2 separate regions of the Mus musculus genome follow, and region 2 is linked to region 1. The links are chromatin loops, found by intact Hi-C in ENCODE. Cell type or tissue: left cerebral cortex. All regions are shown on one strand.

What was found. Peaks named below come from ENCODE experiments on the same cell type or tissue, not always from the same donor. Only the 100,000 strongest peaks of a DNase experiment are listed, where the experiment ranks them.
Region 2: it touches region 1 in a loop (2.1-fold over the local background); 2 of 42 quality-filtered maps call a loop at or near these places.

Annotation. Positions count from the first base shown.
Region 1 is chr15:103,012,351-103,014,850 of GRCm38, reverse strand. It overlaps Hoxc5 (homeobox C5), which reads right to left and starts at 843. Exons shown (of 2, transcript NM_175730.5): 1 at 316-843. The coding sequence starts at 769. In left cerebral cortex, a CTCF peak has its summit at 1,161 (motif pointing left); a DNase peak (open chromatin) is centred at 1,136.
Region 2 is chr15:103,312,299-103,314,798 of GRCm38, reverse strand. Zfp385a (zinc finger protein 385A) reads left to right here. Exons shown (of 8, transcript NM_013866.2): 8 at 1-904. Among named protein-coding and RNA genes, the nearest start is that of Gpr84, 3.1 kb to the right of the region's middle. In left cerebral cortex, a CTCF peak has its summit at 1,135 (motif pointing right); a DNase peak (open chromatin) is centred at 1,131.

The DNA of each region.
Region 1 (2,500 bases):
GGAGGGAGCCGCGGGGGGATCCCCACTCTGGAGCCCCATGCTCCTCACCCTTCAGATCCCTCTATTTTTTTAACTCCCTCCCTCTCCCCCCAAAATTGAATATTGCCTTTTATACACGTTTTGTTCCTATGATCCAATTATGTCGTCGTAAATTTGGGCGCACACAGCCTCTAAGCCTTTTAGTGGACAGTTTTACGAGCCATTGATGCCTGGATCGTAAAATTTATGGCCGCAGGTTTTTTTTCTTTATTTGCCCCGCATGGCCTATAAAACCCAGGCGGACCCGAGCGCGCAAAATGAAGTCCTAAAGTTTACCGTGGCTCATGTGCAGTTTGGTCATCCACGGGTAAATCTGTGGCGGGGCCGGTGGCTGGCTCAGTCCGGCAGGCTGCCCTGTCTGCGCCTGCTCCTCTTTGATCTCCCCACTGCTCTTAGCTCGCTCCTCCAGCGCCGGGCGAGCCGCCTTCTGACTGTACATCCCAGGGTTCAGAGGAGCCGCTTCGTCTCTGCCCAGAGCGTGTCCCGGAGCGGCCGCGGCGCTGCAGGCGGGGCGGTCGGGGTGAGCCCGGGGGTTGGCAGCCATGTCTACCCCGTGGAGAGAGTTGGAAGGCGCAGGCGGTGGGAAAGTGATGCTTAAGTCCAATCCGCCGTAGCAGTACCTGGATGCCTGCACCTCTGAGGCCGATCCATAGTTCCCACAAGTTTGCATGTTATAGGCAGGGATATTGGGGCTCTGCTTATAGAATGAATTGGCTACGTAGGAGCTCATGGCGGGGAGGGCCCAAAAAAAATTTCTGCACCCTTTTTGATTAAGGGTGATTTGTGACTCTTTGAAGTTGAGGGGGTTTTTGTTCTCCAAAGTGCACAATTTATAGGTGGAGATATCTCTTTCTTTATCCTATGCGCTCTTCCCAAATAAGGGAGCCTTAAATAGAGTCACGTGACTGGAGCGGCCACTCATAAATTTGGCTTGATGACCTCCGGGAGGTTAGTGATGGAAGCCGGCGAAACGCATCTTGATATGTTGGCAAAGCCCGGGGGTTGGGGGGGGGGGGATGAAAGAGAAAGAGAAGCAAGGGGGAGGAAAAAAAAATGGTTCTTGGAATTGGGGGGTAGTCGGGACAACGAGCTCACAGCGACACCTGGTGCCGACTCGGAGGAATTTCATCTTGTAGCATCGCTTGGCCTTCTAGCAGTCAGTTTGTGGAGAAGTTGTTGCTTGTTGGACAAACTAACCCATTGAGCTTGTCTTTAAAATTCTGCTTAAAATTGAGAAAGGATGAGGCCTTATTTATGAATTACACCGGTGGTTTTTGAAACGAATAGTGCCAGTTCCCTACCTCCAGAGCCTTCCAAACTTCAATGATGACTGAGAAAGAGAGTTGGGGTAGCTAAAGCCCAGCGTGGAGAGCCAGGAGGACATATCTTGGGTTACCTAAACTAAAGGTCAAGGTCTCTTGCTTGGGAGGATTGAACTCAGTTTTGATAAAGAGAAGCTTGTCTTGTATGCTTGGAAAAATTAACCTCTGGGAGGTAGGCAGGATACCCAAGAGGAGAGAGGGTTCCTGAATGAGCAGAAGCAGCAGACAGGTCCTGAGGCTGAGAGTCCTAGGTACTCTCTGGGATGTGACTGGAGGTGAGGGGCCAGGTGAACTTGGGTAGACTTCACAATGTTAGGAACCCTAACATGTTGCAAGAGGCAACATTCCTATGCATGTAACTAGACACAATGAACTGGAGGGCCCTTCTACAGCTCTGTGTGGTCTTCATGTGGTACCATGAGAATGCCAGATATTTCAGATGACCCCCAAGAGCATAGAGGGGCAAGATTGAAACCTCCACAAATATTATGAGCAAGGCAGAGATAAAAGTCTGCTTTTGTTCTTTTAGAGGTAAGCTCTTAGCCCAGGTTTCAAGATAGAAGGCTCATGGGGAGGTGGGTGGGCAGGCAGGGAGTCGGGCAACCCAGACACAGTCTTTGGCCAGGGTTTCTTCAACCTTTGGGTCCTATCCCCTTTCTTAGTCCCAGACCCTACTCTTTACTGCCCACATTTCCTCAGGAACTGAGGAACTCTCAGTCTCTGCCAGAACTCTCCCCCCAACCCCCGCTGGCCGAGGATCTGGAGGAGGGGGGCGGTGGCAGGGACCTGGAGAGTCTGGAAAACTCAGACCGATTTTTCCCCCTCCGGGAGACCTCCCACCCACACTTCTTCCCCTAGGCCCACTCAGGTTTCTATGCTGAGCCTTGGGGAAAGAAGGCTGGATCTGAAAAAGGGTTAGGGTCCTACTGTGCCCCTCATGCGCCAGGTTTGAGGAGAGAAGAGGCAGGAACCAGATAGGCTGGGCTGTAAGGAAGAAGGACTTTTGTCTGGCGGGTCAGGAGTCTCAGAACAGGCCAGAACTCAGTTTCCAGTCTTTCTCTTTCCAGTCGTCCTTGGATCGCTCAGTCTCTGCGGACGGACTCCTGAGGTCCTTGGATTGCCAGGGAGCCTCAGCCAGG
Region 2 (2,500 bases), 300 kb before region 1:
GGGAACCCCGCCCCCTGCCCTTCCCTCTCCCCTAGAAAAGAGGGGGGCCGTCTCACCCCCGAGCCCCCTCGGAGACACCCCCTCCCAAAAGCCATGTCCATCCAACCCTTCCCCTCCAAACCTAGCACAAAACGGGGTTCACAAGCCATGGTCGGGGCCCGGGGGGAGAACATGGATTTTCTTGGCAATAAGCGGACTCTGGGACTCCGGCTCCCCTACCCCAAACTAAAGCGCTTCCGTGAACAACCCCATCCTCCCGCAGGAGGAGGGGAACAGGCGGGATCCTGGGTCCCTCGTAAGCACTTTGGTTTTACCGCCTGCAACCTCACTGTGCCCGCCCCGCACCATGCCCCAGCCCCGGGTCCAGTCGGGCCCATCGCAGGGGGCAGCACTTGGGGGCATCTCAGGCACTTGGGTGGGACCAAGGAGATGCCCTCATAGACCCTTCCCTCGCCTTCTTCCTCCCCGGTCCGGGTTCCATTCTTTTCACCAGCACCCATCGCCCAAGGGGTACCAAGGGGGGCAAGGGGTGTCCAGTCCAAGCCCACCCCCGCCTCGCCTTCCGCAAAACTGTGAGCAAAAAGCAATAGAAGCCTCGCCCCCGCCCCCGGCCCGTCCCTTTCCGCAGGATTTGCCGTCTGTAGCCTCCCCATTCCAGTTCCTAGACCTCATGGCTGCCCCCTCCCGTGACACCTCCACTGCACAACTCGGGCGGGGGCGTGACCCCCAACCCGTCCCTTCTGTGGTTTCCGTGTGGTCAGCCCTTCCAGCCGCCGACCCGGGATGGGGACTGGCCCCCACTGGCCCTCCCCTCCCCATGGACTCTTTCTGCTTGACAATGTAGCAAACCCCCTCCCTCTTTCTCTCTCCTTGACAATAAAGTCTGGATTTGTTCTGCCCTCTCGCCAAGGACTCAGACTGTCTTTGCTTGCTGTTTGGGTAGTGATTTGCTCGGAAGATGCGACTTATGGTGAGGAAGTCTGACACCTAAGGAAGGATATCGGGAAATGAGATTGGGAAGAGGCTGTGTAAAGCCAGCAAAAACTCCCAGGCCCTGTCTAGCTCCTGTAAACTTGGCTAGAAGGAAATCATTTCTGAGACTACAGCTGAAGCTGTTGAGGATTCGCTAAAACTCCACTAGGCGGCGCTAAGGATGCATAAAAGGAGTCTCCCGTTCGATAATGTGTTTCAATTCTAGTGAAGGGGTCTAAACCCAGACGAAGGAAGGAAGGAACCCAGACTTTTGTGACTCATTGGGAATCCACAACAAGACAGGCAGAGGAAGGAGGGATGGGTCTCATATACTGATTCTTGGTCAATCATTGTCCTCTCTGAACCTCAGTTTCCTAATCTGCAAATCCAACAAGCAGGCCTGAGTCTTTTTAAGGATCCTTTGAGACCCATATCCAAGGCCACCGAGGCTGTGCCATCTGCAGATCTGCTACAATACTCTCTCATAGGCCCCAGATGGCCTGTGGCTTAAGGCACTTGGTGCCCTGCAGGGTGCCCCTACAACCTCAGAATCCAGCCTGAGTAGTCTGAAGAACTGTGAGTGACACATCCCTTCACCCTGTGCCCTCATGCCATCTAGCGCTACTAGGCAATAGGCAAGAAAAAATAATAATAAAGCCTCAGACTCAAGCCAGTCTTTGATGGTCCCATGATTGGTTGTCTTTCTCACATCTCTCCCCACCTCCCAGTTTTGTGGAAGCAGAGAAGGTAGGATGCTGATTGAAAGAAGAAGGAGAGTGAAATAGGGGCCCCTAGGTTTATCAACTGAAGTGGGGCCCCAGCAAGTGGGGTTTTTAGTTTGCAGCTCAAAAAAGGAGGGGAGGGGAGGAGGGGGAGACTAGGGCTAGAGGGATAGCTAAGTAGTTAAGAGCACTGGCTACTCTTTCAGGGGATACAAAATCAGTTCCCAGCATCCAATGAGTGATTAAGTAATTCCAGTCCCATGATACTTTTTGTCCCTGGACACCAGGCATGCACATGATGCAGAGACATACGTGCAAACAAAGCACCCATACTCTTGAGTGCTGCGATTACCTTAGTCCTTGATCCTTAGAACACAGCTCCCTCAAGTTATTTATCTGCACTGTGGCATGTACGTCCCCCCACTCCCCTGACCTACACACACAAAATAAATAACTAAACATAAAAATTGAATAGGTGGAGAATAATGGCTGTCTTGGTGTGGGGAGGATGGCACAGAGGGACTAGGAAAAATGAGTTGGAGAGGCTGGGAAACTGATAAGCCCCAAACTTGATGTTTCAAAATAGAATATATCATTCCCTCCCCTCCCTAAACTTGTCCTTCCTCCCATGTTTCTTATCTTTCTTTTTGGTGCTGGGGAATGAACCCTGGGTACATTATAGTCCTTCAGTCTCTTGCTTAGCAGCCCCACCAACTAACCACAAAACAGGGGTCATCTGTCTGTTTGCTTGTTTGTTTGTTTTTAAAACAAAGTCTCACTTTGTGCCCAGCCTGGCCTCAAAATGC